2 separate regions of the Homo sapiens genome follow, and region 1 is linked to region 2. A link is an interaction called in ENCODE POLR2A ChIA-PET data of the cell type or tissue named here. Cell type or tissue: HepG2. All regions are shown on one strand. Links, peaks and the distances in the headings refer to the core of each region. The heading gives the core; the rest is flanking DNA.

Region 1 (10,859 bases), core at 1,897-9,896, 370 kb before region 2:
TTTACTCCTCCTTCATTTTGGTGAAGCACATCTTCTGGTGGCTTTCTGAGAAAGGGTGTATGAGATGGACATTTTTGTTGAAGCCTTGTATGTCTGAAAATGTCCTTTCCTACCCTTTTTATTGATAGCTTCGTTGGGTACAGAATTTTGGCATGGAGATCACAGTTCTTCAGAAATTAGAAAGCTTTGCTTCACTGTCATCTAATTTCTAGGGTTGTGGTAGAAAAGTCTGAAGTTATTCTGATTTCCGATTTTATCGTATGTCTTTTTTTCTTTGTCCACAGTGTTCTGAAATTTTATAATGATGTGTCTTGATGATGTGCCTCCACCCCTGTGCTAGGCAGTGTGCCCTTTCAATATGGAAAATCACATCTTCCAGGAATGGGGCATTTCCTAAAATTATTTTGTTGATCATTTCTTTTCCTCTGTTTACTTTGTTCTCTATTTCTGGAACGGTCATTGAACAGATATTGTATATCTTGGACTAGTCTTCTAATTTTTTGTCTTTTCTGTCTCTTCTTGGGACAGCTCCTCAACTTTACCTTTCAGTAGGAATCTTGAATCTTTAATTCTTCTAACCTGTGTTTAATTCCCAAGAGCTCTTTTTTTCCCTCCAAATGTTTCCTTTTTAAAGTATCAAGATTTTGTGATACAGCTACCTTCTTTTTTAAAAAAATTCCCTAAAGATATAAGTGATAATTTCTTTTCCCTGCTAGTGTGTTTTGTTCTAGTTACTTTTTCCTGTTTACTTCATTTTCTGTTTGTTTACTTCTTTCCTGTTTTGTTTGTACTCCAGTTGAATTACACATATACTTAAGAGCCCTAGGGCTAAGTGTAAACTCTGGACAGGGTTTCATCAAAGTAAAATAAAGCTATTGTTGAATCAATGCATTAGTAATAGCCTCCCTATTTCACATTAGAAGCTTCCCTCGGGTTGTCTCTTCATATATGGAAATGAAATCCTAAAAAGCTCTGATTGTGCGGGTGAAGCTTATTGTCTGTAAGCTTTACTGTAGGGAAAGACAGCTGGGCTGCTGATTGGGAAACTCTTAAGGTTAGTATCTTTATGTTTTTATTCCTCACTATTCAGAGTCCTCAGAGATTTTCCCATGTCCCGACTCATGGATATAGGCCTGGCGACCAGAATTCTGGGGCTGGCAGCAAAAAGAAAGCTGACACTCTTAACGTTCAGTATGCCAACATTCACTCAATCTCCCCCAAGGTGTCACTGCCATCAAGCATGTTTGATGTCCTCTAGTTCAGACACCTCTTACTTTACCCTGTCTAGAGAACACATTTCTGATCTTCCACTAAGTTATAGGAGGGGCAATTTTTAAAAATAAACTTTCAATACTGTTGTTAGCCTCACTCTCCCCCACCCCTCCCCCACTTTCTAGAATTATCTGGTACTGTCAATTTCTGAATTGTTTAGGGTTCTGCTGCATAAACTGGGTTGTTTCTTGGCTTTCTCTATTGCTGGCTCAGGATTCAGCTTTCTCAGGACTGCTAAGTCAGTTACACTCATCCATCTGCTACCCAGATTCCAAAATTTTGTTGCTGTTGTCTCCTCTCCCACTCTCTTTGTCCTTGTGGGTTTATGTCTTTAAAAAAAAAAATCCTTTTACTGTTGTTTTAGTGAGGTTTTGGGAGGGAATGAAAGTAAATGTGGGTATTTGATCCTCTATCTTTATTTGGAACCTCTTTATAATTAAATATCTTTTTTTACTTCCATTTAATATTACAGTATAAACACTTCCCATGTTCTTCCATGGTCTCTGTCAACAACTTTAATAACTGCATATATTCCACTGAGAAGGCACCAGGGCTTACTTAATCACGACCCTACTTCTGAATGTTTGGAGTTGTTACATTTGCAGGGAGGGGACTAGTTTCTCTTTCATGTATCTCTCTCCTGCCGTTCCCTATGATACGCATAGGCACATCCCGACGACAGGCACAGACATCTTTTTCCTTATGCCCAGAAACCCCTGCTGACATCCTTCTCTCCTCTGTTCTTGGTCTGTGGTTTCACCACCTTGTGCCTTGATTATAGCACTACCTTGCTAATTCATCTTCACCGCTCCAATCATCCAGCATGACGATGCACCACTGACCTTTCTACAATCAGCTTTCTCATGACACTTCAGAGGAACCCTAACACCTACAATTCATTTGTGATTCTCCAGTTTGATTTCACCCCACCTATGTAAACTTCCCACTTTACCTAATGTCCTCCTCTAAACAGGCTCTGCTCTCCTAACTGCAGGCTGGGCTGCCCCTCCTGCCTTTGCCAATCCTCATTCAATCCCACTTACACCCTGTCTCCTGCATAAGCCTCCCCGGCATCACTCTGCTTACTCAATTTCTTCCTTCACCTGATAACAGACAAGAAGCCTGTTCTAAGTGCTTAAGGTCAGTCTTGGCTTCTAAGTGGGGCCAACGGCTCTTCCGAGGCAGGGACTCTGACATTTCTCTATGATGGCTACTCCATACCTCCCTTGTCTTACCACCATGGCACCCAAGCCAGTGCCAGGCACATGGTGAGTGCTTCATGACTCATGGAACAGAAAAGAGGTAAGTGGAGAAAGAAAACGTGTAAGTTGTTACCTTGCCCTCTGGAGTCAGTGTCCAGATCACAGAGAAGGTCAGCTTGTCGGACATGGGGTTGAGGCTGCACAGCTCCTCACACAGCAGCCTGGGAAGCATGGGGACCACCTGTAAATAGAGCACAGGCCCATGAGCACCTTTCTCCAACCCGCTTAGGAGAAGCCCAGTGGGCAGAGTTTTGGTGAACAGCTTCAGCTTTTCCAGAGCAAGCTGAAGATGGAGGTGGCTCTGTTCCCAAAGACTCTGCAGAAAGACCACACTGTTGTATACTTTTCCATGCGCCTCTAGAGTCAAATAGGAATATGAGCTGGGAAAGTGAGGAGAACTGGTAAGGGAAGACAAAAGTACAATGCAAGCAATGTAAAATAGCTACATTGTATTATCTACTAAACCTGAAGCTCCAGACTCAAGAAGTACTTGTGCTTTTGGATATAAGCACTCCAGTTGAATTATACATATACTTAAGAGCCCAAGGGTTGAGTGTAAACTCTGGACAGGGTTTTGTTAAAGTAAAATAAGCTATTGTTATTGTTGAATCAATGTTTTAGTAACTGAATATACCGTAATTTACCAAATTACATGTTGGAACATTAAGAGACTACTTCAATAAAATATCACTAGAGTGATAAAACAGAAAGGATCATACATCCAGGTTTCCTAGATAAACATTGTGATCAACTAGTTATCCATTTTCCCATTTTTTAAGCCTAAATTATTTCTTCTCCTTATTGATCTTTCTGTTCCATAATAAACTGAGTCAACGGTATATACTCTTTAATTAAAAACTGTTTTTCAGCTTACTTTCAAATGATGACTTGCAGTTGTCCCAAAATATTACTTGTTTTTTTTCCTACTATTCCAAAGATGAAATGAATATCTCTGTATCTCCTGAAATTACTTCAAAAACTCTCTCCCATCTACCACTATCTGTTCCTTTTCCCATATTTTTCTTGATTAATGGCAGGACCATCCACCCCACCTCTCTAACTAAAAACATCAGCAGTACTAGCCATTTACTCAACACACTTACTATGGCCCACTTTGGCTTGCAGTGTTGAGCATGGATAACACTGTAACCCCATGCTAGGTAACTGAGAAGTGATAGGCAAAGGGTGGCCATGCTGTAATTGAGGGACATTCAGCAAACTATGTTTCTTTACGGGCAGAAACAGAACAAACCCCAGCGGCTTCTTATTCTGCGTGAAGTATCTGCAACTGTACTCTACTTTAGTACAGTAAATATCTTTGGTATGGAATAGTAAATTCTAGAACTCATGGCCCACACCAGTAACAAATAATTGGCAATTGTTTGGTATTTCTAAAGAATGTCATGTCTTTTAACATCTGTATGAAACTTAATGACTACCTGATAACTCTGGTAACAACTTTTCCTACCAGCCTTCGCTAACAGCTTTTACAGACAACTACCTTTGAAATTTTTTTCTTGCCATTACTTTTGCACCATCAGTTCAGACAATACTATATTTTCTTTGCTAACTTATTTTGTGATGCATTAGAATGTAATCCAAATATTTAACATTTTCTTGTATATGTCAAGTGTTTTATAAAATGATACATCTTCACCTGTTTAAAAATAGTGCACAAAATGGAGAAAGCTTCAAGATGATACCATCTCGTGGTTGAATGATAAAGATTTCACCTACTCAGCCTTTGGGCTATCCTAGGGACTGAATTGGCACCCTCCCCCCCGCCCCCCCCCCCCCCCCCCCGCGGCAGTTATATGTTGAAGCCCTAACCCCCAGTGTGACCGTATATAGAGACAGGGTCTTTCAGAGGTAAGTAAGGTTAAATGAGGACACGGGGTGGTGCCCTGGTCAAATACGACTGGTGACTTTATAAGACAAGAAAGAGACACAAGTCTCTCTCTGCATGAGTAGGCACAGAGAAAAGCCCATGTGAGGACACAGCCATATACAAATCAAGAAGAGACCATCACCAGGAACCGAATTGGCTAGCACCTTGATATGGGATTCTGGCCTCCAAAACTGGGAGAAAATAAATCTCTGTTGTTTAAGCTATGGCATGTTACTATAGGAGCCTGAGCTAAGACAGACTACATCAAGTTTGCTGGGTATGCATTCTTGTGTTCTCCTCTGGGCTGCATTAACAGTTCGTTCTATCAACTGTATTTTGGTAACTGGCTGCTCAGCCACCCAGCATGCTTGTTGCAATGACATCAGTCCAGGGCTTAATGCCTTTTGTACAGATAGTTAGTGTGTCTTCTAAGTGTTCACGGCAGTATCTTACTTTAAGTCACAAAGCTGAGCATCTGACAATGCATTATAATTCCTAACTTCATATTTAGTGTTTGTCAAAAGAAAGTCATTATAACTTGGGCCAGAACTAGAATCTGGAACAGAAAGAAAACACTGATGGAAAAACTAGTGAAATCCAAATAAAGTAAGGAGTTTAGCTATTTCCAAAATAAATGAGCTTATTAAAAACAAAGTCACTGTTTTCATTAATTGGTGTGTGTTACACATTTAAATATGAAATAAATGAATGCTAATTATTTAGTGAAAACCTGATCTGTTTCTATATGTTGGAATTTGGGGTTCAGATATTATTTGCAAAAAGGGCCTCACCACTTAAAAAAATACAACAAGGTCTAAAGACCTTTTTACAGTGAGTGAAGTGCAGACTCAGCAGCAGCATGGTGCAGGAAAGACAGCAAAGGCTTTGCCACCTGAGAGACTTGGGGGCTAATCCTGGGCCCACCGCTTCTTGTACAATTTGGGCAAGTTAGTAAAATTTTGAGTCTTGGTCTTCTTATTGGTAGAACAATACTGAAGATGCTCAGTGAAAGTCAGCTCACTGGCCAGCCCACGGTATCCAAGGTGCACTGTCACCAGGCTCAAGCATCCCCTTCAGCTTTGTGCCCTGGCCCTCTCCCGGGGCACTGGCAACACCAGTCACATGGGCCTTCCCACTGCACCCCCTTCACCTGTCTGTGTGCTGCTCCAGCTCTTGCTTGTGCTGGTCCCTCTTTCTGGAACACCTTTCTGGACATTTTACATCTGGCAAACTCTTGTACATCCTTTCAGATTCAGCTCATTGCCACTGCTAAAAGGTTTATCCAAAATCCCCCAGGCAGAGTGTGTGCTGTGTTTTACACACCTCCCCTGTTCTTTCAAAGAGGATTTGGGGCCATCCTACACAGTCAGCCACTTACTCCATCCTCCCTGCTCTTCTGCTGCATTTACAACACTGTCCTAATTGCTTCTTCAGGTGCCTTGAGTGCCACAGACACTGAAACCTCAGGAGCAAGGGCCAGGCCTCACTCCTGTCTCTCTCTACACCTGATGCATGGTAGGCACTTCCAGTGTGTAGACAACTGACTGGCTTCTGCCCAGGAGATGGACCACCTCTTTTTTTCTATGTTTACTGCATCACATAAAACATTTTATGAAATATACTAGAGACTTATATTTAAACATCTTGACAAAAAAAACTTCATAAACAACTAGTATTTTAAGTATAAGCTACACTGTTTTGGCTACTAACCTAAAACTTACCAGCACATGCAGTGGTTGTGCAGGCTATAAAAACTGTGTGGTATCCTATATCTTACACAGAAGACATTTTATTAATCACACTGCAATGGTCAGTTACCAATCTAAGTGCTCATGAAAAAGCTGAACTTTAAAACTTTTTGGTTAGTATAATTATATTTAATTTTTAAGAAGTATTTTTTATAAAAGACATTTACCAGGTCTTAAAGCAGAATTCAGACGAAATTCTCATAGAAAACAGTCTTTAGGTATATATAGTTTTGTAAATAGATGGTTATTCCTCTATGTTTCAAAGGAAAAGGAATTAAGAGGTTACAATCACATTTGTGGTTTGGCACATCACAGCCTCTCATAAATGGGGCCTAATTCCTGCCAGGGTCACTGTGAATGTGCTCTCCCACAACCCCAGGCACAGCAGGATCCCTGTGGAGGAGGGCTGGAAAGGAGAGGCAGGCAGCCCCTTCTGATCAGCTGCTTTCTCAAATCCAAGTCCCATTATGTCAGGGGGAGACCCACCTGGACCATGGCGCAACAGTCCATGCACCCAGGTCAGCTACATGAGGCCTGCGATGGTTCCTGAGAGCCTCTGGGTCAGGGTGATAAGTGTGGAACACCATGTCTGACTGGAAAAGAAAGGTCTCTCCAGGAGCTGGGAAACTCCTGGCTATCATTAGAACTGTGCAAATGTTCATACATTCCCTGACCCCTTGATCCTTTTCCCCAGTCTTATCCTGTCTTGTCCTCATTAACTTTGCTATGCAGTGTGAACCACATGGATAATTTCTTCAAGGTTCTTTATTTCCCTCACTTCTACTATCCCAGCTCCACAAACCCTATGATCGATCTTATAATCGCCCTTTCCTACTTCTGCAAGTCCTCACTGAGCAGTGACAGAGAAAACTGCTGGGCCGTGTGGAGGTGAGTTGCTAAGCTGTCTTAGTTCTTACCTCCATGAGGGTTGGCAGGCCTTTCACCTCTCTTTGTTAGCTCCTTCCCCACGCCCCTCAGAAGAGGTCCCAAAATGTTACTATTCTCCTCAGACCTCTTACCTGACTGCCTTCCCAATCTTTCTCAGCAGAAAACCTCAACTCTTCTTCACAGAGAAAACTGAGATCATCAGACTCAATCTGTTGCAAGCAACCTTCCAGCTCCTTCCTTTGGCCAATTTCTCCCAGGCCCACTCACTTTACATGTGTGCCCTCGTCTCCTGCCATCTCACAACGAGTGTCTTCCCTGTCCAAGGTCTGGCCATCTGGCCTTGTGACTCCACATACGTCTACAATGCCCTCTGGATACCATGAACTGGATGTCCCATGAATGTTTCAAACTCCACATGGAGAAGACAAAGTTCAGCATTTTCCTCCCTTCTTTACCTGTTCCACTGACTACATTTCCTACCTCTGTTAAGAGCAGCGCTCTGTCCCAAGTTAAATAAGCAAGGAAGCAAACGACCACCCCTCCCTCAAAACCACCAAAAATCAAAACACCACACCCATGTCTCCCCACACTCCTCACCCCTGTCCCCAGAACACAGCTGGGGATTTGCCTGTGATTCTTCACTCTCCTCTCTCTCCCTTCTACATCCAATCACTTCCCAAGCCTAGATCTGACATTCTAACGCTCTCAAATGAGTCTTTTCCTCTCCTCCTTCCACTATTCAAGTGTGGATATGTCTCTCTTCCTCTCTCAGATAAAAACCAGTGACAATTCTGAAGTAGAAATTATTCTAGATAAGACTTGTTTATTCTCCAGACTTCTGCATCTTCTTACTAATCTCCACTCAATGATAATCTGCAATTCCATTTATGTTAGGACACACTGGCTTTACCTTCCCAATAGCTAAGGAGCTGAATTTAGTAAATGGACTTTTGCATGTCCTGTGGATGAAGGAGGGCCTAGAGGGTTCCATGGGGCCAAAAGGTTTTTGGAAAAGCCTGCACCCTCAATGTTCAGTGGCTAAGGTCACAGGTGGCCAAGAGTTCCCCACAGGGAAGCGGGAGAAGGACCCTATCTCCGAGGGGACAGCAAAGATAACAGTGGGAAGCTAACTTCTCCATTTTCCCTGCCCTTTGCTTCTCCCTACTTCTTCTTGTGTGATATGCATTGCCAGAATTGGGAAGAAACTACAATTTGAAGTAACTGAAATGCTGCTTGTTCAGAATGTCCATTTGGCACTAGGCTGAAGACATCTATTGTCCTAGTTCTCCTGGGGTCCAGTTAGACATTACCACATTGGTAAACTCTCATAAGATTTTGTGAGCAAAGATCTCTGTGTTGGGGTAGTTATTCAGAGCCTCAAGAGGATATGACTGGGGGAAAGGGCCCAGGTACTGATGACAATTTTCCTGCCTCTGGCCTCACTATCCTTCAACCACACAGTTGCTAAGGTGATTTTCTATCTTGGTGGAAGGAGACCGTATCACTTCCCTACTTGCCCTCAAAATCTGAGCTCCTTCGCCTACCACTCCAGGCTTCTCTTTGTAACCTCATCCGTGGCTCTCTCTACAACTCACACCCCAAGAATTCCAAACTGCATACTGCTCCTTGAATGTTCTCTGCTTTTTCTAGCCTCTGCCTGGAATGCCCTCTCTGCCCATTTTTGTCTATCTAGAAATTTTCTACTCAAAATGTGAAACACTGTTCAAAACACGATTGCTTTGTGAAGCCTTCTTGGACCTTGCAGAAGCTCCTCTCCCACCACCAGCCCAGGCAGATACAACCCCTCTCTCTTCTCTAACACCTCCTCACCTTTGGGGCACTTCTGTACCTGAAGGTAGCCTGATGCATTGCAAGTGTTTGCTACCTGTCCACCTCCTCTGCTTCCCCAGGGCAAGACCAGAATCTGTCTCATCTTTACATCCCTCGAACATGACACACAGCTGGTACTCAATAAATACCAAGTGGAGGAAGACTGATAAGCACTTCAGGCAGCAGAAAAGGAAACGGGGCTTGAAGGATGCTAAGTCCTCTTAAGCATGCTTTGGGGCCAGGACCAAAGTTGAGTCAGGGCAGAGCTTAAGAGCTGGCCGTGGAGAAAAGGGATAGTGATGATAGGACACTGACTTTCTAAGCATTCTGGACCAGGTCTTGAGAGAGTAGAGAGAAATTTATCATTTGGGTAAATACACCACTGCCCAAGGCAGCTGGGTGGGGGTACCAACAAGACTATAAAACCTTATATTAGCCTCAGAGAGCAGAAACATCTGCTAAAGCCACAGTGGGCAGGCTGGCCAAGTTCAGCAGCAGGTTAGCCAGGACAGCCCTGTGACCAACACAAAGGGCCACAGAAGGGAAGAATCAATCATTCAGGCAAGGAGGAGCAGGAAGGACTAGCAGTGATGTGGGAGCCAGATGCCCACAAGCCAAGTCATAGGGGCTTCTCCACTACCTGGAGAGGTTGCAGGGCCTCTTCTGCCCCTTTCAGCCCAGGCCTTTGCTGGCTCCCCACCCACACTCCCTCAGGCCTTCAGTGCGATAACCCATTGGCCATCGCAGCCCATATCTGCAGTCTGAGAATTGGTGACTTTTCCCCCTTTTCTCCGAGGACTTCGAGGTTTTAACAACAAGGTACACTCAGCTAGCTCCCTACTTACACACTGAAATAACTTAAAGGAAATAGATTAATTCACTTGCCAGCCAACATCTCTGTTTAAAGAGTTTTCTTTTCCATATCAACACTTCCATGAATTCAGAATTTGATCAACTCTTTGCTACACAGTTTGACGTTAACAAAACATCAACACTCTGACAACCTGCTGGTGTCAGAAAGAAACATCTTAAAACTCTTTGGACTCTACATTAAGACAGGCTTCCAATCCCAATCTTTGATCTCTATTATAAAGCAGTACCAATAAAATATCGTAGAGATTTATGGGCGAACTTTCACTTGAGCTGTTTCGCACCTAAAATAACATGAATGCTTGGGCCAATAGGCAGAAAATTTAGGTTTAGGTTTCAACTGTTTAGGTTTTCTTTTACTTTTAAAGCTTAATTTGCTTATTTTCTAAAATTACTTTAAACTTTGCAATTACATTATATTTATCTCCCAGAGAAGACAGTTGAGAGGCATTAACTGAGCAAATGTTGTGTCCTTCTGAGAAAGACAGACCAAAATTCAGGTGGGCAGGTGTCCCCTATCTAACGGAATCATCTTTTGTCAAAAAGTTTTTTCCTGATATTTAAATGGACACTACCTAAATTTATATTTCCACCTGATTATACCCTATTGTTAACAAGAATAACCAAATACTTATTACTGTGAGCAAAATCTCAACAAAAAGAATTTCATTTAAAGTCAGTGAGGTGGTATTTGGACCCAAGACCTGTTACACTGTATACTGTCCTACTCCATGGGTTAATCCCCCAATTAGAGTTTAGATAAGGAGCTAAGATTGCAGTTCTGGCATCAGTCACTTACAGATCTGAATGAAATCAGTGCCACATTCCCTATAGATGGGAAATGAACTGGAACCCCAGCCCCCCTTCCCCTGTGTGATGAAGCTGGGAGAAATGATTGTGCCAAGTGAGAAAGCAGAGAATCTGGAGGGCGGAAACACAGCTCATCCAGCTTTTCAGAAGACCTTTATAGGCAAAGTAAAGTGAAAACAGCAGAAAAGTTCCTGGACACAGTCCTTTAAGAAACAAAACCGAGTAGGAAGAAAGGTCAGAGCAGCGGTTCAAAGGAATCAGAGCGCACAGCTGCTGCTGTCCAAGGTTGCG
Region 2 (10,859 bases), core at 1,462-9,461:
AATATTCTGCGGAGTCCTGAATGTCTTCCCTAATGAAAGGTTTATTTAAGAAAAGATCCGCTTTGCTGAATGCAATAAGAAACAGCTGAAAAAGACATACAACTAGAGGAAGAAAAAGGAAAGAGGTAAAATTATCATTTGTCGATAATGCAGTCTTATAGCCCCGATAACCAAATGAAAAATTCCTAGAATTTTATTAAGAGTGAAATTAGATAAAGTGAATGGATAAAAAAGAAACATTCACAAATCACTTCCTTTCCTCTATACCAACAATTAGAAAATAAAAGAGGAGGGGAAAGACCACCCCCCCCACACACACACAATAGCAACTGTAAAAATCAAACACCCTAGAAATAAGCTTAACAATAAATATGCAGAAACTCTGAAAACTACAGAATTTTACTGAGGGTTTTAAAGGAAGACAAGAGAAGTGTGCTCATGGTGAGAAGCCTCCATGTTGTAACAATGTCTTTTCTTTTTAAATGGATGTATACATTTAATGTGATGTCCACCAAAATTTTAATGGAACTTTTTGGGAAACGAGCCCAAATAATTCTGAAGCTCATCTGGAGAAATAAAGAGACGATGAGACAATTTTCCCCACCTTTCCCCCTGGGGAGGCGGCCAGAGCTGGAAGAGGAGGACTGGGGTTTGGGGAGACAGACGGGGGCAGAGGACTGACTGGCCACCACCCCAGCCCTGTGGTCCCTGTTTTCGAAGTGGTCCTGGAGACTTTGGCGGCCTCCCACTGGGGAGGATGTGAGTCTATTTCAGTCATTCACCAAATACTCACTGAGCCTCAGGCACGATTGTAGGAGCTAGGGCTGGGGCAGTGAAGAGGACAAAGTCCCTGCCCAGGGGGATCTTAGGTTCTGGTTGGGGAGGCCGATAAAAGATTAGCAAATATGAAATTTCACATCAAGGATGCTGTGAGGAAAACTAAAGCAGAGTACGGGAACAGAGGCTGTGCTAATCTAGCAGAGTGGGAAGGCAGGGGAACCACTCTTAGGAGATGGCAGAAGCCCCTTTGTGATGGGATGGGGGTGGTGGGATCATGCAGGTGAGGGCACCTTTAGAACTGGATCCATGGGAAGAAGTGGGAGGACCAGGTGGGAGCAGCTGCACCCTAGACACATCACTGTCTCCTTCAGAATATCCCATAAGGTGTGGCTCCACGTGGCTCCATGCAGTCCCACCTGATTCGTGAAACCCCTGCCCTGAGCCAAGTCAGGTAATTCCTCTCTCTAAGAATTTGAAATTCAGGCCGGGCATGGTGGCTCATACCTGTAATGCCAGCACTTTAAGAGGCTGAGGCAGGCGGATCACCTGAGGTCAGGAGTTCAAGACCAGCCTGGCCAACATGGTGAAACCCCGTCTCCACTAAAAATACAAAAATTAGCCAGGTGTGGCGGCACATGCCTGTAGTCCCAGCTACTCGGGAGGCCGAGGCAGGAGAATCACTTGAACCCAGGAAGTTGAGGTTGCAGTGAGCTGAGATTGCACCACTGCACTCCAGCCTGGGCGACAAAGCGAGACTCTGTCTCGAAAAAAAAAAAAAAAAGAATTTGAAATTCGGACACAGGCCTGAGCAGAGTCCTTGAGTAAATGGGGCACTGAGTGGCAGGGTAGGGGGCAGTTAGGCTCTGAGGGGGAATGGGTAGGCAGGACACCCTGGCCAGTTGAAGAATGGGGCAACTGAAGACAGGAGCCAGTGTGCAGATAGGAGCTGCAGCATGGGAGGGGCCGAGGAGAGAGGGACAAAGAGACAGAGCGAGACACCAAGAGAGACAGAGGAAGATAGAGACATAGACAGAGACAGACGAGGACAGAGAGACAGAGGGAAATAGAGACATAGAGACAGACAGAGAGATACAGGGAGACAGACAGAGTTGGAGACACACACACATATACACACACACACAAACCCACCCAGAGAGAGAGAAACTACCCATGACTTTCTTAGGGCAAGTCAGTGGTGGGTTTCACAATAAATTCCACGAGAATCCATCTTTTATCAATTGGTCACTACATGACCAACTCACCAAGCTTAGTCAGTACACTGATTTTCCAGTCACCATTTTAGGGAATATGCTTTTTACATATTTAATATTATTCTTTACTATCTTACTGGCATTTTAAGAAATGTTTAAATTGTTGAGAATGAGAGGGTCAACTTAGCTTTTTTCTGATCACACTCTTTATATAATGATATTCCAAATTCATAACATATTCGATACAAGAATCTTTCAGTTTATACTGATTTCTCTTGAATTATTTTAAAAGTCATTTTCTGTTTTGCCAATATTTAGCGTTTTTATAATTCTTTTTACCAGTTTCTCTGAATGACCAATTTGATGAATTTAGCAAATGGACAGCCGATTCATTGCTTCTCGCTATTTATGAAGTTGACAAGCAATTTATATTTTATGTAATGGTTTTAAAAGAATTTGAAAGCAGTTTTGATTTTGTCTTCAGATGGCATTTGAAGGAATGTTCAGTTCTGTCCCAGAGCTACAGAGAGAGGGGAGAAAACATGAGAATCAGCACCCAGCACATTTGGGCTGCAGATTCCAGAAAGGGAGGCGGGGGCAGAGACAGGGAGAGGGTTTTGTTAGCTAGGAAGAAAGAGGCAATGGATCTTGGGTCCTGGCCACATGCAGGAACAAATGAAGGTTAGAGCAGACACACAAAGAAAGGGGAGTAGTTGTGGGGTGAGACCTGCAGGAAGGCCCTGGAGGAAGGACAGAGACCCCAGGGTGACTTGGTCTGGGCAGCTTTCCTGTCTCAGGCTTGGCATCCTAGAAACAAGCCCTATGTGAATCATTGTTCCTCGCAATGGGAGAAAACAATGTAGAGTACAAGTAATTAAATATTTACCAAACCCCAGGCACATGTACAACTCGATTGTTTCTGCTTTTATGCCCCTCTATAACAGTGTTATAGGCCGGGCACGGTGACTCATGCCTGTAATCCCAGCACAGTTTGGGAGGCCAAGGCAAGTGGATCATTTGAGGTCAGGAGTTCCAGACCAGCCTGGCCAACATGGTGAAACCCTGTCTCTGTTAAAAATACAAAAATTAGCTGGGCATGGTGGTGCATGCCTGTGGTCCCAGCTACTCAGGAGGCTGAGGCAGGAGAGTCACTTGAACCCGGGATGCAGAGGTTTCAGTGAGCCAAGATTGCACTCCAGCCTGGATGACAAAGCGAGACTCCAACTCAAAAAAAAAAAAAAAAAAAAAGAAAAGAAAAGAAATAAAAGTTATATTGAAAATAATTGGACATTGAGCTTTTCCCATGTTTAGAATTATTTTCTTAGGATAGTATTCCTAGAAATTAGTGGGTCAAAAAGTTAAAACATCAGCGTTCATGCCAAATGGCTTCCCCATTTGGGGTAAAGGGATTTTACCAGTTGATCCCAGAAACATCTGAGAGAGCCCATTGGCCTATACCCTCAATGCCCACTGAGTGTTTGCTCCTTAAGAAAATCCTACGGTTGGCCGGGCACAGTGGCTCACACCTGTAATCCCAGCACTCTGGGAGGCTGAGGTGGGTGGATCACAAGGTCAGGAGATCGAGACCATCCTGGCTAACACGGTGAAACCCTGTCTCTACTAAAAATACAAAAAATTAGCCGGGCATGGTGGTGGGTGCCTGTAGTCCCAGCACTTTGGGAGGCTGAGGCGGGCAGATCACAAGGTCAGGAGCTTGAGACCATCCTGGCTAACATGGTGAAACCCCGTCTCTACTAAAAATACAAAAAATTAGCTGGGCATGGTGGCGGGTGCCTGTAGTCCCAGCAACCCAGGAGGCTGAGGCAGGAGAATGGCATGAACCTGGGAGGTGGAGCTTGCAGTGAGCCACAATCGTGCCACTGCACTCCAGCCTGGGCAACAGAGTGAGACTCCATCTCAAGAAAAAAAAAAGAAAGAAAATCCTATGGTTTAGTGATCTACAGCTGAGAACTATGGAGGATAGTTTTCATTTCGCTCTTGAAACACATATCAAGCCCTACTGTCAACAGTCTTTCCTGTCACACATCTCACTGATTCCAACTCAGGGAGGGAGCTATGTCTTCTGGCAGCATTATTGCATTTGAGTCTCTTCTCTTTGAAATCCAATCTCCAATCGCTGAACCTGGAGATCAACATCAGAAAAAAAAAAAAAAAAGGCCGTGACTATCATAATTGTATGCAGTTAACATTCTCAGCAAGTAGACTGACCGGAAAAGGAGCTCCTATCGTGGAAGGAAATAATCGTGGGAGAAGCCCGGAGTATATTTTCTTTCTTTTTTTTTTTAATTTTGTAACAGAGTCTAGCTGTGTCACCCAGGCTGGAGTGCAGTGGCACGGTCTCAGCTCATTGCAATCTCTGCCTCCTGGGATCAATCGATTCTCCTGCCGCAGCCTCCCAAGTAGCTGGGATTACAGGTGCCCGCCACCACATCTGGCTAATTTTTGTATTTTTAGTAGAGACGAGGTTTTTCCGTGTTGGCCATGCTGGTCTCAAACTCCTGACCTCAGGTGATCCGCCTGCCTCGGCCTCCCAAAGTGCTGAGATTACAGACGTCAGCTACCACGCCCGGCCAGCCCGGAGTATATTTTCTAAAGTAGGAAACCTGGAAGGAGAATTACAACAAAATCCTTACACACATGGATTTTTAAAATGACGAGAGTGGATGGGAGACCTTGAGTCACTTCCCATCTCTTGATTCTACTGTCTCTCTTCTGCACCAAAGAGGAACAGGTGTGTATGTCGGTTAAGGGGTTGGTGGTGGCCTGAGTGGGGTCAAGAGGGTGGGGCAGGGCAGGGCCCTGTGTGAATCCTGATGTCTTTGTACAAGTGACTGTCCTCAGCCAACAAGAGACAAGTTCAGAAACTTAGTCTAAAAAGCCACATTGTTTTCTGCTTTGAAATGCTTTTAATTTAATAATCTAATTTAAAGACAGGGCGGGGCATGGGGGCTCACACCTGTAATCCCAGCACTTTGGGAAGCTGAGGCCGGAAGATCACTGGAACCCAGGAGTTCAAGACCAGCCTGGGCAACATAGTGAGACCCCCGTCACTACACAAAAAATACAAACAAATTAGCCAAGTGTGATGGCACATGCTACGGTCCCACCTATTCAGGAGGCTGAGGTGGGAAGATCACTTGATTCCGGAATGTCAAGGTGGCAGTGAGCTGTGATTGCGCCACTGCACTCTAGCCTCTAGCCTCAGCAACAGAGCAAAACCCTGTCTCAAAAAAAAAAAAAGTGTGTGTCAGAGCATATGAGTGTGTGCATATTCCAATCATGCACCTGCGTGCACCTGGGAGGGCAGGGGTTTAAGTTACAAATTCAGCACTGTCACTCAGTTACAAAAACACCCTCACACTCATTGCCCCTCTCAGCAGAAGAAAATGCTCTAGAGAAAGCTTTTGCCTTCACGCTGGTACAGAGTGAGAAAGCACTGTCAACATCTGAGTGGAAAACCCCAACATTCCGCGGCCTCGAGCAGGTCTCTGCTGGAATCCTGAGGACAGGCTTTGTTCCTGTGTCTGGCCAGCTGCCCAAACACTGACAGTCTACTGTTCTAAAATCCTTAGGTATCATGAGGCTCTGGGTGACCAACAGGAGTGCTCTCAGAGTTTGAGATCCCAAAAAGGGGGTAATAAGGTCTCTTTGCAGGGCCCAGACCCGAGCCCCCAGGATCCCACCAGGGCCTCCGGACCTTTACAGAGGGCTCTCTGCTCATCCAATCCAGGTTTCTCCTCCACTCTGATAGGGGAGGGCTCCTTCCCATCTCCTGGAGGTCCTGTTGCCTCCTGGTCTCATCTGCCCTCTGGCAGAGTCCTGGAGGAAAAGCCAGGAGCAGCAGGTGGGGAGGCCGAGTGCCTCCGCAGAAAACTGCAGTCAGCCAGGCGCGGTGGTTCATGCCTATAATCCCAGCACTTTGGAAGGCCAAGGCAGGTGGATCACCTGAGGTCAGGAGTTCAAGGCCAGCCTGACCAACATGGTGAAACCCCCGTCTCTACCAAAAATACAAAAATTAGCCGGACGTGGTGGTGGGCGCCTGTAGTCCCAGCTATTCAGAAGGCTGAGGCAGGAGAATCGCTTGAACCTGGGAGGCAGGGGTTGCAGTGAGCCAAGATAACACCATTGCACTCCAGCTTGGGCAACAAGAGCAAGACTCTGTCTCAAAAAAAAAAAAAAAAAAAAAAACTGCAGTTATAGCAGGAAGCACCAGGAGCTGGGAGTTTGTTCCTTGAACCCAGGCAGCTCAGAGGAAGTCCGGCTCTCCAGAAGGAAGGGATTCAATGTTCATTCATTCTTTCATTCATTGAACACCTACTGTGTGCCAGATACTCTGGTAGGTGCTTGTGTAACCGTAAACATAAATTTTTTTAAAAAAATGTAAAATTGGCTGAGCGCAGTAGCTCAAGCCTGTAATCCCAGCACTTTGGGAGGCTGAGGCAGGCGAATCACCTGAGGTCAGGAGTTCAAGACCAGCGTGGCCAACATGATGAAACCCTGTTTCTACTAAAAATACAAAAAATTAGCCGGGTGTGGTGACGGGTGCCTGCAATCCCAGCTACTCGGGAGTCTGAGGCAGGAGAATCGCTTGAACCCGGGAGGCAGAGGTTGCAGTGAGTCAAGATCGCACCATTGCATTCCAACCTGGGCAACAAGAGTGAAACTCTGTCTCAAAAAAAAAAAATAAATAAAATTTTCCCTGATACCAAAAGTGAAAGAGAACTTTCTGCTAGAAAACATGAAATTGACAAAGTTCGATGGCTCACACCTGTAATTTCAGCATTTTGGGAAGCTGAACCAGGTGGATCCCTTGATCCTAGGAGTTCGAGACCAGCCTGGGCATCAAGATGAAACGCCGTCGCTACAAAACTTAGCCTGGTTTGGTGGCGCACACCTGTAGTCCCAGCTACTCAGGAGGCTGAAGTTGGAGGACAGATCAAGCCTCAGAGGTTGAGGCTGCAGTGAGGCAAGATCGCACCACTGCACTCCAGCCTGGGCGACAGAGTGTGAGACCTTGTCTCCAGAAAAAAAAAAAAAAAAGCTGGACACGGTGGCTCATGCCTGCAATCCCAGCACTTTGGGAGGCCGAAGCAGGTGGATCACAAGGTCAGGAGTTCGAGATCAGCCTGACCAACATGGTGAAACCCTGTCTCTACTAAAAATACAAAACATTAGCCAGGTGTGTTGGCGCATGCCTGTAATCCCAGCTACTCAGGAGGCTGAGGCAGGGCAATCGCTTGAACCCGGGAGATGGAGGTTGCAGTGAGCCGAGATTGCGCCATTGCACTCCAGCCTAGGTGACAGAGCGAGACTCTGTGTCAAAAAAAAAAACGAAAAGAAAAGAAAAGAAAAGAAAGAAAACACGATTGGAATGCTTTCTCTGTCTCTTTGAGATGCATGTAAATCTTTTTATTTTATTTTATTTTATTTTGAGATGGAGTATTGCTGTTGCCCAGGCTGGAGTGCAGTGGCGTGATCTTGGCTCACTTCAACCTCTACCTCCCGGGTTTAAGCGAATGTCGTGCCTCAGCCTCCCGAGTAGCTGGGATTACAGGTGTGCACCACTATGTCCAGCTAATTTTTTTGTATTTTTAGTAGAGCTGGGGTATCACCATGTTGACCAAGCTGGTCTCAAATTCCTGGTCTCAAGTGATCTGCCTGCATCGGCCTCCCAATGTGCTGGGGTTACAGGCATGAGCCACAGTGCCCAGTCTTTGTAAATCTTTTAAAAAGCCAAATGTAGGCTGGGCATAGTGTCTCATGCCTATAATCCCAGCACTTTGGGAAGCTGAGGCAGGTAGAACACTTGAGGCCAGGAGTTTAAGACCAGCATGGGGGATATGGCAAAACCCCATCTCTACAAAAAATTCAAAAGTGAGCTAGGCTGGTGGTGCATGCCTGTGGTCCCAACTACTCAGGAAGCTGAGGCAGGAGGATCACTTGAACCCGGGAGGTGGAGGTGGAAGTGAGCCAAGATTGCACCACTATACTCCAGCCTGGGTGACAGATCTTGTCTCAAAAAAAAAAAAAAAAAAGGCATTCTTGGTGAAACTTAGACTAGTTTGTTTTGTGACACTCTTGGACTCTCCTGTTTGTATTTGAGGGCCATACATCTAAGAGCCATAAATAGAAACCTTCAATGCCAGGTAATAAACTTTCAATCAGTGTGTCATTTAGTGACAGAGATGAGGGAATTTTTGTGAAAGTACAAGTGGGGATATTGTATTCCTATATAAATTATGATTGAGGCCAGGTTAATTTTTTCTAAGGTTACATATGGATGAGAGAAAGGGTGTGTGCATTTTTATGAGGTCATGGACGGTCAGGGCTTACTAATGTCTCTGAATAAGTATCTTATGCATGGCATTTAACCCTCTCCCAGCTACCTCTTGGAGAAAAAACCAAACAGGTGGACAGCCACCCACAGCCTGCCATTCCTGTGTCAGAGCCCTTGCTGGAAAATCCACTCTCCCATGTGGAGGAAGGTCCATGAACTTGCTCCTCATGGCACAGAATGACTGATAGTCACCCTCCTGTCTCTTGGATGCTGGGTCAAACAGTGAGGAGTGCACGTGCCTGTCTTCATAGGATTAAAGGCACACTTCAAGTCCCAGGCTCCGAGGCCCTGTTGTAGCACTAGATTAGCTCTGTGAGAGTCTGCCGGCACTCCCTGATGCTTCCAATAAGGCTTTCCTCAAATCCCCAAGAACGTAGAGATGGAGAAAAGTCTGCCTTCCAAGAATGATCAAAAAGAGTCTGGAAAGGAAACTGCACAGCTATGTAAGCCCATCTGACAGACCCAGAAAGGCTCCCAGGACTGGAAGGCTCTGCTAGGAGCTCCCCAGTGGAAGAGCCTATCTCAAAACAGATGGCGTCCTCCAGAAGAGTGCCGGGCATGGACGCACAAAAGGAGCCCCCATGGGGCCTGCAAAGTCTTGTTGTGGGCAGCAGCTCTGCCATGGCCTCTAGCGTTCTTGCCCCCTGGGGAAGGCTACCACTTTGAGAGATGGGTGTGTCTCCCGAGTAGACTGGATGCCACTGCCAGTTGATTCACGAAGTCTCCTTGTCCTTATCCCATCTTCCGCAAACAATCTTCCGTTTATGGTTTGCTTTTCCAAATATGGGTCAACTGCAGAGAAAACAATTCACAGATTGTGAGGCCAGGAGAGTTTTCTAATTCCTCTGGCATCAACAATTTCTCACACACACAAAAAGAACTAAATTGGCTTTTTTGGGTTGATACATCAATCTCATAAATTTAATGAACACGAATCTGTCCCAGAGAGAGGATGGGCCAGGTAGACCCACTCAGGGTTCTGCCTAACCCATGCCTGACCATCCACCAACCCCTACAGCAAAAACAGTAAGTTACCATTTGTGTATAAGTTTTTGTGTGGACAAATGTGTTCGGTTCTTTTGCATGTACATCTAGGGGTGAAATTGTTGGGTCAGATGGCAATTCTATGTTTAATATTTTGAGGGAGTGCCAGGCGCTGTTTTCCAAAGTGGCTGCGCCATTTTACATTCCCACCAGTCGCACGTGAGGGCCTCAGTTTCTCCTTGTCCTCACCAACACGTGTTACTCCTTGTCTTTTCATTATAACCATTCCCGTTGTGAAGTGGTATCTCATTGTGGCTTTGACTTGCATTGCCCTGTTGGCTAATGATGTAGAGCATGTTTCCACGTGCTTATTAGACCTTTGTCTATCTATCTGCATATATGAAATATCCATTCAGATCCTTTGCCCATTTTTTAGGAGAAAAACATCCAAATTGCTTACAAATAATTTTTATTTTTATTTATTTATTTATTTATTTTTGAGATGGAATCTTGCTTTGTTGCCCAGGCTGGAGTGCAGTGGCACCACCTCAGCTCACTGCAGCCTCTGCCCCACCCCCGGATTCAAACAATTCTCCTGCCTCAGCCTCCTCAGTAGCTGGGATTACAGGCGCCCGCTACCATGCCTGGCTAATTTTTATATTTTTAGTAGAGACGGGGTTTCGCCATGTTGGCCAGGCTGGTCTCAAACTCTTGACCTCAGGTGATCCATTCACCTCGGCCTCCCAAAATGCTGGAATTACAGGCGTGAACCACCAAGCCCAGCCCACAAATTATTTTTAAAAACGACATAACATTGATACTAAAACATAAAAAGCAAGACAAAAGATAAAGATCAATCTCACATGTCAGGATTGGTACAAACATTTTAAGTAAACCATTAGAATACAGAATTCAGTAGAACATTAAGAGAATTACATAGAGAGGAGTTCAATTCCAAGAATAAACAGACTGTTCAACATGAGAAAATCCATTATTATAATTCATAACATTCAAATAAAGGGAAAATGTCATATGATAATCTTTACATGCTGAACAAGCAACTAACAAAATGTAACCTTCATTCCTCATAAAAAGCCATCATCATTAACTGTTACTAAAAGAATACTCTCCTAGCATGAGAAAAAGTATATATCTCAACCAAAAAGACTGTACCATGCTTAATGGAGATAAAGCATTCCCATTACAATGAGAAGCAGGACAAAGAAATGAGAGATAGAGGGCTGGGCGCGGTGGCTCACGCCTGTAATCCCAGCACTTTGGGGGGCCGAGGCTGGCGGATCACAAGGTCAGGAGATCGAGACCATCCTAGCTAACACAGTGAAACCCTGTCTCTACTAAAAATACAAAAAAAATTAGCCAGATGTGGTGGTGGGCGCCTGTAGTCCCAGCTACACGGGAAGCTGAGGCAGGAGAATGGCGTGAATCCCGGAGGCGGAGCTTGCAGTGAGCCGAGACCGCGCCACTGCACTCCAGACTGGGTGACAGAGCGAGACTCCGTCTAAAAC

The links. ChIA-PET counts read pairs that join two places held together with the same protein. Peaks named below come from ENCODE experiments on the same cell type or tissue, not always from the same donor. Only the 100,000 strongest peaks of a DNase experiment are listed, where the experiment ranks them.
Region 1: POLR2A ChIA-PET joins it to region 2 with 6 read pairs; 2 of 35 experiments call an interaction of 5 or more read pairs at or near these places.

The regions. Positions count from the first base shown.
Region 1 is chr2:232,241,095-232,251,953 of GRCh38, reverse strand. DIS3L2 (DIS3 like 3'-5' exoribonuclease 2) reads right to left here. Exons shown (of 21, transcript NM_152383.5): 12 at 2,608-2,715. Among named protein-coding and RNA genes, the nearest start is that of MIR562, 74 kb to the right of the region's middle. In HepG2, for the core only: no CTCF peak of the experiment used is centred there; no DNase peak of the experiment used is centred there.
Region 2 is chr2:231,872,633-231,883,491 of GRCh38, reverse strand. No RefSeq gene overlaps it. Among named protein-coding and RNA genes, the nearest start is that of MIR1471, 14 kb to the left of the region's middle. In HepG2, for the core only: no CTCF peak of the experiment used is centred there; a DNase peak (open chromatin) is centred at 5,511; H3K27me3 peaks cover 1,452 bases.